Regions from separate parts of the Mus musculus genome. Here region 2 is linked to region 1. The links are chromatin loops, found by intact Hi-C in ENCODE. Cell type or tissue: heart. All regions are shown on one strand. Each heading gives the region's core, and the rest is flanking DNA. Links, peaks and the distances in the headings are about the cores only. Region 1 holds the start of Gm46587 (a long non-coding RNA gene). Region 2 holds the start of Stpg4 (sperm tail PG rich repeat containing 4).

Region 1 (5,373 bases), core at 127-5,126:
CCTGCCTAATCAAAGTGTGAGCTCAGGGTTCAGTGGGAGAACTTGTCTCAAAAATGGTAGGCCAGAAAGATGACTCAGTAGGTAAAGGTCCTTGCCACAGGAGTCTGAGCTCCATACCAGACCTCACAGTGGAGAACCAGCCCTCAAAAGCTTCTCTGACTCTACACACATTCCACTGCTCATGCATGTGTTTTTAAACAGTGTATTCCTTCGGGTGGGATAGATGGCTCAGCAGGACCTATGTTAGGTTCCCAACGCCTGTATGGCAGCTCACAAACACCCACCCAGAGAGAGTGATGGGGTCACATACATACTGACAAAACCCTCACATGCATAAAATAAACCTAAAACAAATATTAAGCAGTGTAATCCTTTATAAAAATAGGTGCAGCCAGGTGATGATGGCCTTTAATCCCAGCACTCAGGAGGCAGAGGTAGGCAGCTGAATATCTGAGTTTGAATCCAGCCTGGTATACAGAGAAAGTTCCAGGACAGCCAGGGCTACACAGAGAAACCCTCTGGAAACAAACAAACAAACAAACAAACAAACTAAAATAGGTCCTATATAATCTTCTTCTAACAGGATTAAACAGAATCTCAGAGATGCAGGTTCACTCAGCAATAAGGAGCAGAAGGACTTAAGTGCTCCAAGGTCTCTCAGCCCCGGCTACCAGACTTCACTATCCCTGGTTAGACACTTGCAGGGATCAGGGTATTTGGGAACAGGAAGCTCTCTTCCCAGGGCCCCAAAGTCCCAATGTGGTGGTAGCTGTTTTCCACCCAGGAGCTCTCTCCATGGGGTGCCTGGCCACACCCACTTGCTCACATGCTTTCTGGGGGGGGGGGCGCATTTACATCATCCTTGCTAGCTGCAGCAGGAACACATTTACATGTAACCTTCTAGGGCTATTACCTAGCATGACCCAAGGCTGGGATCTCAAGGTGTTGACAGAAGACCCAGAGGTCTCACCTTATTAGACCTTGCAGAGTGACCTCGGAAGTCTATCTCTGGTGTGAATAGTCACAATCAGGTTCCCTGTGGAACAAGAGACATGGTGCCCAAGACCGCTCACTGTGAATGACACACACTCAGAAAATAATGCCCCTGAACAAGGTAAAGGTGAGAATCAGATGCATGTGACATGCCCACGGGGTTTAAAGGACATCTGATAACTTTAAGTCCTCAAGAACAGAGACTGCTGTCAAACCCTCTGATGACCGAAGTGCCCCAGTCGTGAGTCTAGAATAGGCAAATGTTTAGTGAGCAGAAAATTTACCTAGTATGCAAATCCCAAGCAGGTAGGTTGGGTGTGGCAGCAGATAGGGAAAATCTGGAACCCCTGGTGTGACTGAGAGGGCGTTGGAGTCAGGAGAGTCCCAGCCACGGGCAGAGTTCATGCTTGCCCGACTTCCCTGGAACAGGCTGAGCTCCAAGCTCCCGGCCGCTCTAGTCTGGAGTATCTGGAATGGGAAAGCACCACATAGTTTCTGCCTAATCGCTATTTACTCTCCTGGGGTTTCAGAGAAAGGGTGAATCAGGGAGCTGGGAAGAAAGGGTAGGACAACCGCGCTTGGGGTTCAGAGCCGCAGCAGTGTTGTATAGATTTTCTTGTCTGAGCATGGTCAACCCAACCAGTCCTCAGCCCGCAAAATCAGCTGCTGTCCATTGCGCTGGGGCCTTGCCTTGTCTGAGTCCTGCAGTTTGAAACAGCAGGTTCCACATCCGAGAAAAGGGAGTCTTGGGCCCTGTTTCTGCTGTGCTTCCTCGTGCTCTGGACAATGCCGAGTCAAATCATAGGACCCTGGAATGACCGGCCCGTACTCCCCGCTTCCCTGTCTATGCCAATCATGATCGACCAGCTAGCGTTCTAAAGATGCTACTGCAGGCCCAACGTTAGCGTCAACCTGTGGAGACAACCAGATGATCATAACTCTGTGGCCAGTGGCGAGCATCCAGAGTTTACAGGGTATTTATCCACTTTTCAGGGATGTGAGAGGAATAAAGTCTAGGAAACGGCTTCTTCTGCATCAGCTTGAGTGACGTAATAATGTCCCTGTTTGCTGTGCCTGGAAGTATTTGCCCAAGGATAACAGCACTGTGTAGAACATGCTGCCACGTGGACTGCCCTTTGTAGGTCGTACAAGCATGAGGGAAGGGAAGACAAGGAACACTACGAGTCCCTTGCTGTGTGCCAGCTGTACGTTGGTGGCTCCATCTCGCTAACAGCCGGTGTGGGACAGCAGCATCCTCCATCTCTGGGATGGGCTGCAGGTCCAAGAAGTGCTGAAGAGCTGTGGCCCAGGTGCTTGCCAGCCAATGGGGAAGCAGAGAAGCGACAAAGCCGGTTGGGGGAGGGAGCTTAGGAGTGCAACTTTCCCCCCTGGAAGCTACAGGAGCCATTGAACGGCTGTGGCCTGTGGCGAAATGGCTCCTGTAGCGAAAGGCATTGGAGCAGATGCTCCAGACAGCCCTCCAGCAGCTGTGCAAGCCGTGACATAATGAAAACCAGAGAGCGTCGTCCGGAAGGGCATACCTCTGTCCTTGCTCATACAGAAGAGAGGTCTCTGGGCTCCAGGCTGGCAGTTCAATAACCCATTTTACAATTTTAGATCCAAGCCAGTGGCCCCCAGTTTTAATTTAGATTATTGAAAGATGGTAAATTGGGCCAGGCGAGTGAGAGGCACTAGCGGCGTGGGCACAGCGCTGGCAAGCTGCTGCTAGGATGAGTTCAGTCATGACATTGAGGTCGGGAGAGCAGATCTAAGTCTGAATTTAGCTCGGCCGTTCACTCACTGGTCATGAGTCACTGGAAACATCATCTAATCGCTCTCGTGTGCTTTTATTTCACCATTGGAATATGTTTCATAGCGAGACAGTGTCTCATAGAACCAGAAACAACGAAAGAAATGCCTCACCGCCCCTCTCTTGTATGATCGTTGCCTACTGTTTATATAAGCCGGCACATTCTTGCCGTTCAGTAAATGCTAGGCAAGAGTCATCCTGTGAGCCTGATTGCATCACCGGCATGGCATCATCTGGTTGTCCCCTGTGGAGCAATACTGCCGCTCAGTGGATGAATGTGGGATGGCAGGTAGCAAAATGTTTCTGCCCCACCCTTCATTCCACAAGGACAGGGAAACTCCGAGCCTGCTCAGGAGGCTGTTTTGTCCCTGATACTAAAACAAAAACAAAAACAAAAAACCCTTCAATCCCTGTGAGTTTTGAACCTTGAGCTAAAGAAAGAACACCACTTATTTATTTATTTATTTATTTATTTTTAAATTTTTGAGATAGGTCTCACAATACAGGTCGGTCCATCTGGCTTTAAACACTCAATCCTCCTGCCCCCGCTTCCAAAATGCTGGAATTAGAGATGTGTGCCAAAACTTGTGGTGAAATCACAATCTTAACTAGTCTGGGAACAACTTTCTAGACTTGGCCATGTCCTGCAGTGCCCCCTGCCCCATGTGCCACTAACAAGAACCTCTGAGAGGTTGAACATGAAATGACAAGAACCAGGCATTCTAAAGCAAACACAGAAGAGAGGTATAGGACAAGCACTGCTAAGAAACGTTGGTGGGAACCATCAGGTCTCAGTTGGAACACAATAACCAGAGAAGAGAGCAACAACAACAACAAAAAAAAAGCCCACCAACTATCTACCTGGGGGCGGAGGAGGGAGGGCATTAGCCTTTAATGCTAGCACTCAGGAGGCAGAGGCAAGTGGATCTCTGAGTCTGAGGGCCATCCTGGTCTACAGAGTGATTTCCCAGACAGCCAGGGCCACACAGAAAAGCCCTGTCTTAAAACAACAACCAAAGCCAGGCTGTGGTGGCGCACGCCTTTAATCCCAGCACTTGGGAGGCAGAGGCCAGCCTGGTCTACAGAGTGAGTTCCAGGACAGCCAGGGCTACAGAGAGAAACCCTGTCTCAGAAAAACAAACAAACAAACAAACAAACAAAACAAAAACAACAACCAAGCATAAAACAAAAGAAATAAGAAGGGAGAAAAGGATATTAACAAAATCACCTAAGGATATATTGCAGTCTGCAGGAAGGGCCTGAAGTTGAGGTTACAGGTGCTAGCCCCACCCAGGACTAGATAAGCCACAGTCCTTGGTGCTTCCGGAGGCCCTGGTCTCTATGGTTCCCAAAAGTGGGGGCAGCAGAGGGCCCACAAGGATAGGACACCACAAACTATCTTTGAGCAAACTGGAGTAGTACATAAAAACCACAGGGCAAGGATGAAGACAAGAGCTCGGCCAGTAAAGGCTCTTGTCGCCTGAGGACCAGCGTTAGACACCATAACCCACATGGGGAACAGAGGGGGACCAACCAAGTCCTGCCAGGTGCCCTCTGACTTCACACGTGTACTACTTCACGCACATATGCACACACATGTACACATGCAATTAGTAAATGTAATTTTAAATAAGCATCGTGTATTGTTTTTAGCGTTCTTGTTTGAGATGAAACTTTAGGAAAACACTGCTTCTGTAGGCAATTTTGACTTCTTCAGTTGTGTTAAGGTTTCTTCTCTCTCTCTATCTTTCTCTTTATTTCTTTTCTTCCTTTTTTTGAGAAAAATGAGTCAAATTATTTGTTCATTTCTTGTATCTGAAGTTCCTTTCTATAACATCTTTGATCTGAGATTCTTTGCCACAGTCTTTCACCCCGGCACAATTGCCACCAACCGCTTTACAGAGTCCCCACCCCCCCACCCCAATCAGTTTTACAGAGGCCTACCCATTCCTCTTGTCTCTTGGTGACATTGACCTTAATTAGGTTGGCTTGGTGCTTGGCGCACCATCTTGACATATGTAGGCTCATTGGATGCGAGCACACAGAGAAGGGGCTGGCGATGGTTAAAGGGTTTTGGCAGCTTTGAGGATTTCACACTCAATGCCGTCGTGGACAAGGGTGGTTGTCTGTCTGTACTTCCTATAAAACAACGTGAATGTCTATCACGCCTCCAGCAGGTGCCTTCCTCAGCCATGTTGGTGGATTATGAGTAAAGACAAATCTTGAATGCAATCTCCTTGCAACTTGGTGGCATAGGGTGGGGCTCGGGGAGTGTGTTGAGCATGGTGGCTCGAATAGAAATGGCCCCTGTAAGTTCATATTCGAATGCTTGGTCACTAGGGGTAGCCTTGTCAGAGGACTGTGTCACTAGGGGTGAGCTTAGGGGTTTCAAATGCTCAATCCAGGCCCTTGAGAGTCTCTGCTTCTCTGCCTGTTGCCTGTACATCTGCTTGTAGAACTCTCAGCTACTCTCCAGCACCAGGTCTGCCTACATGCCACCATGCTCTGCTCCCTGCCATAATGATAATGGATAAAAGCTCTGAAATGATAAGTAAGCCACAATTAGATTC
Region 2 (5,373 bases), core at 246-5,245, 140 kb before region 1:
TCAGTGGTTAAGAGCACTGATTGCTCTTCCAAAGGTCCTGAGTTCAAATCCCAGCAACCACATGGTGGCTCACAACCATCTGTAATGAGATATGGTGCCCTCTTCTGGTGTGTCTGAAGACAGCTACAGTGTACTTGAATAAATAAATCTTTAAAAAAAAAAAAAGAGTGAAGTGAAATAGAGCGGCAGCCTCAGGAGGAAGGTGCGCACATGGCCAAGAAGGGGCTTGGTACTTCAAACCATGGACACAGTGTGGCTCTAAGGCGGGACCTGAAGTTTTAGCACCTGCTGGACTCTGGCTAGCTTTCCAGTGAGTACTCAGACCATGTCTTTTGTTAAAATTAAAATTAGTTTGGCTGAAATTTGCCTCTATTTTTGAAGCCTTTTGATAGATAAATGTCTGTAATGCAAAAGTGTCCTTTGAGAGAGTGAATGGGCCATTCTTTCATATGCTACCAGCTTATTCTTACGTACCTGACACACTTACCATCCGTGCTGGCTACTCATACTTGACACAAGCTAGAGTTATCTGAAAGGAGGGAACCTCAACTGAGAAAGTAAGATCTGACAGGAGGGCATTTTCTTATGGGGGAAGGCCCAGCCCACTGTGGGTGGTGCCATTCCTGGCCTGGAGGTCCTGAGTTATTTTTTTTTAAAGATTTATTTATTTATTATATGTAAGTACGTGGTACTGTCTTCAGACACCCCAGAAGAGGGCATCAGATCCCATTACGGATGGTTGTGAGCCACCATGTGGTTGCTGGGATTTGAACTCAGGACCTTAGGAAGAGCAGTCAGTGTGCTTAACCTCTGCGCCATCTCTCCAGCCCTGGTCCTGAGTTCTTTAAGAAAGCAGGCTGAGCAGGCCATGAGGAGCAAGCCAGTAAGCAGTATCCCTCCATGGCCTCTGCGTCAGCTCCTGCCTCCAGGTTCCTGCCCTGTTTGAGTTCCTGCTCTGACTTCCCCCAGTAACGGACTGTTACCCAAAGTGTAAGCTGAAATAAACCGTTTCCTCCCTCAGTTGCTTTGGCCGCAGTGATTCATCCGTTTCATCAGAGCATCAGTAACCCTGACTAGGACATCGTGTTAACAAACTGGCTTCTCTGTGACAAAAACCAGAAGCCAAATCCCCTTTCCACAGAGGACCTGACTGAGATCCTAGGTGGGAGGAGTTGAATGGGACCGAGATTGAAGGTTGGCCTTCGCGAGCCACTCGGTAAGCAAGCACCGAGATCTCTAGGTCTCTTTCACGCTTTAAACTCTTACATTCGACGCTTAAAGCTAATGTCTCATCCTAAACTCTAGAACTTAGCGAGTTCTAAAAGCACAAACAGAAATGCAATGTGTGCAGAGCTGAGTAGACTCGGTTTTCTCACAGTTAAGTGTTGCTGCCTGAGAAGGCAGGACTGACTAACACCAGGGGGAGGAAGACAAGTGTGGAACTGGAAAGAGTGAGGGTATACAGACCGTTATTGTGAGCCTCCACCATCCTTCTCTCTCAAGACCTGGCGTCTTCTTGACTTGTTTCTATGAACAAACAAAAAATCTGCTTATTTGTTTAGAAGGTGATCTCTTGAAATTATCTACCTGAGGAACCTAAATTGCCCGTACCAAACCAAGTAGCTACCTACCATTATTAAAACGAAAGCGACATACGCTTTGCCCGTACTATTTCCTTACATTGTTAAGATGCTAAGAGGTTTTTAGTATCTAAAATCTCTTTAGTGACATTAAAAGAAATACTGTATCTCACAGAGATGTTAAAAGAGCATTAGGTAGTATTAGGCCATGACTCCTTTGTGTGGTGACTAAATGCCCTGGGCAAGTTGCTCAGCCAACCCTTCTGCGCTGTGCTCTCTCACAGAACTATAAAAATAAACACTATCTGGGCATGGAGGTGTGGTGGTGCACACCTTTAATAAGGGAGACAGGCAGGTGGATCTCTGTGAGTTCTAGGCCAGCCTGGTCTACACAGTGAGCTCCAGGCCAGCCAGGGAGTCACATGGAGAGAGGGGTGGGACACACGTACACACAGCCACATTTATTAAGTCACTGCTTGATAAATGGTTAAGTTCTATTTTTAACATCTCGTCTGTCAAGTTAAGAATGGTGGCGCATGCCTTTAATCCCAGCACTTGGGAGGCAGAGGCAGGCGGATTTCTGAGTTCGAGGCCAGCCTGGTCTACAGCGTGAGTTCCAGGACAGCCGGGGCTACACAGAGAAACCTTGTCTTGAAAAACCAAAAAAAAAAAAAAAAAAAAAAAAAAAGAGAGAGAGAGAGAAAAGAAAGAAAGAAAGAAAGAGAGAGAGAGACAGAGAGAGAGAGAGACAGAGAGAGACACAGAGAGAGAGAGAGAGAGAGAGAGAGAGAGAGAGAAAGAAAGAAAGAAGAGAAAGAGAGAAGGAAACAGATGGATTGGGTATGCCTCAGTTTCCCTGGGTTTCCTGTCTCGACAGCAAGCACTTCATATAAACTTTTGATGACCTCAAGTTTTCTTCAGCCCCACTGTCCACAGAACCTGGGTGTTTGGGTTTTCTTTTTGTGCTATTACAAATCATGAAAATATCAAATTCTACTTTCAGTTTATAATATGAAATAGGGAATCTCAAGCAAGAATACCCAAAAGAATAATTGGTAAAAATGGCAGATGCGGCCCACCCTGTCTTCTAACTGAAATCAACTCCGTGAGTTCTGTAGTGCCACTGTGAACTACGTACATTCCTCTCAATAGCAAAAGAGTTTCCATGGTTTGATGCCATGCTAGACATCCAAATCAGTCTCCTCCCACCCAGCACACTCTTTTATTAGATTCCTGTTGATTTCTTAGTTGCACATTTTGCAGTCAGAAAGAAATTTTTCTCAGGCAGGTCAAAACAGGTTTCCCGCATCCTGCTCCAAAGCAGAGAAGGGAGGTAGGGCTGGGACGGACTGTCTTGACGGATTGACAAGACCAAATGAGCTGTCCCTTTGACCCAGACGAGCGGTTTATAATCCAACCACCTATCATTTTAGATTCACTTTAAAGGAGAACGTAAATGATAGGCTAAACATTCCTCATCCGATTTTTTTTTTTAATGTACTAAAGTAGGGAAGGCAGGGCAGGCAGAACTGCAAACTGCATTCTTTAACAGAGGCAAGCGAAAGGATGAAAATCTAATCCCTCTATTGACGCTAGTAAATTGTGGCGGGGAGGGTAGGGGTGGAGAAAGAAGGTAAGGGAAGTGGCAGAGAAAAAGAAAATCAAATCACAATCAAATAAAACAAAGAATCAGGCAGCTCCAGACTCGATAAGAGTCTCTCGGCAAGAAGGCTAAGCAGCTCGAGGGCCTGAAGTAGGGACGCGGAAAAGGCTCTGGGCTCCCTGAGCCCCGGCTGCGGAGCCACAAGGGGCAGGCTACCCTACCGCAGTCATGAGGAGCGGCTCCCCATGTCCCAGGTCTTCTCTTGGTACTGTGGTGGGGGCTATGACAACGGTTGGCTCGGCCATTGCGACCTCCTCTTGCCACGGGTCAGTGCTGGCAGCCGCGGAACCGCTAGGAACCGTGGCCACGGGCCGATTGATTCCAAGCCTGCGCGCGTGAAAGCCTCGTGCAGAAAGAATCCTGAAGGTCACCTCCAGTGGTGGGGACAGGGAAGCGAGGCACGAGGCAGGCATCAGCGAAGCTGACTCAGTAGACGGTCTTTGAGATGGCCATGTGTGTGAGTCATAAAATATAGGGGACTGTGAAGTTGCCCGAGTTCTTCGGTGTGTATAGACAGGCACCCCACAAACTCGACCATTCCCTCACCAATCACCATCAACCCCACATCCTAGAAGGAGAAACTGGTAGCATATTTAGCTTTAAGATCCCATTCTATCAAAACAACTTTGGGTTGGAATCGGGGCAATCCTGAACACTAGGCTAGCCCCTTGGCTATGACAGCAGGCCACCTACCCATCTCTTCCATAGGCCTTTTGCCCAGTGGGCCTCTCTGACCTTTTTGGCTGTAGCTTCTCAACCTAGAAAAAAAATTTTTTTAAACAAATAGCTTTTTAAAAAAATTATTTTATGTATGTATGTATGTATGTATGTATGTATGTATGTGAGTACACTGTTGTTGTCTTCAGACACAACACACCAGAAGAGGGCATCGAATCTCATTACAGATGGTTGTGAGCCACCATGTGGTTGCTGGGAATTGAACTCAGGACCTCTGAAAGAACCATGAGTGTTCTTAACCACTGAGCCAGTCTCTCTAGTCTCTTCCTCCCTCCCTCCCTCCCTCCCTCCCTCTCTCCTTCCCTCCCTTCTCTTTCTCTCTCTTTTAGATTTATGTATAAGCACTCTATCTGCATGTACACTTGTGTGCCAGAAAAGGGTATCAGGTTCCATTACAGATGGTTGTGAGCCACCATGTGGTTGCCGGGGATTAAACTCAAGACCTCTGGAAGAGCAGCCACTGTTCTTAACCACTGAGCCACCTCTCCAGCCCCAGAAAGATTTTTAAAAAGTTTTTCAACCTTATTTTCCATTTACGCTTCAGGCAACCCTCACAAGGCAGGCATTAATTGGTTCCATCTGAAGAATGAGGACAGCTTCCTCCGACAGTGACACTATGACACCCGGAAGCCCAAGAATTCAAACCCAGCTCTGGCCAGCTCCAAATCGTCTCTGCCCTCAACAGCATGAGGTTTTGGTTTCTCACCACCAACTTTCAAGAGTGAGTACACTCTGAGATGACCACCAAGAGCAGCAGCAGCAGTGGAGTACAGGCAGCTGGAGCCTAGAGGATGATGCGTGTGCTACAAAGGGCATGGCTGGAGAAGTGACCCAAGTCCTTGGAGGAGCCCAGAAGATCGTGAGTTGGATCCCAGACATTGGATGGTTGAAGATTGACTTTTGCTTTTGATTGTGACTGTGCCCTGATATTTTCCCTCTTGAAGGAAGAAACTGTTTTAGTGGAGCCCACAGTTAAGAGACTTTTAATTGTAAAAAGACTTTGGATTTTAAAAGAGATGGATATTTTAAAGAGATTGAAATTTTAAGAATATGTAAAGACTGTGGGACTTCTAAAGTTATTTAGATCTTTAGTTAATTAGATGGTTGTTTCTTCCCTCGCTTTGTTCCCTAAAACCATCTAATTCCAGAGAAAGGACTCCACAGCTAGGAGCACTGGCTGCTTTTCCGGAGGACTGAGGTTAGGTTCCCAACACTCACACGGTGGCTCACAGTCCTGACTCCAATTCCAGGAGATCCAATGCCTCTGACTCCTGTAGGTACGAGCAAGGCACACACAGGGGGCACACACATACCCACAGGCAAAGCACTCATACATATAAACTGAAAATATTCTCAGGGCTGGAGCTCTGAGGGGAAAAACAACTTCCTGGG

Evidence for each region. Hi-C counts contacts between places; a loop is a spot of excess contacts. Peaks named below come from ENCODE experiments on the same cell type or tissue, not always from the same donor. Only the 100,000 strongest peaks of a DNase experiment are listed, where the experiment ranks them.
Region 2: it touches region 1 in a loop (2.5-fold over the local background); 2 of 42 quality-filtered maps call a loop at or near these places.

Annotation. Positions count from the first base shown.
Region 1 is chr17:87,568,746-87,574,118 of GRCm38, forward strand. It overlaps Gm46587 (a long non-coding RNA gene), which reads right to left and starts at 2,012. Exons shown (of 2, transcript XR_001782168.1): 1 at 1,278-2,012. In heart, for the core only: a CTCF peak has its summit at 3,067; DNase peaks (open chromatin) are centred at 2,236 and 3,066; H3K4me3 peaks cover 855 bases; H3K27ac peaks cover 852 bases; H3K27me3 peaks cover 539 bases.
Region 2 is chr17:87,424,176-87,429,548 of GRCm38, forward strand. Stpg4 (sperm tail PG rich repeat containing 4) reads right to left here and starts at 3,566. Exons shown (of 7, transcript NM_029298.1): 1 at 3,405-3,566; 2 at 1,468-1,527. The coding sequence starts at 3,488. In heart, for the core only: no CTCF peak of the experiment used is centred there; no DNase peak of the experiment used is centred there; H3K4me3 peaks cover 268 bases; H3K27ac peaks cover 700 bases.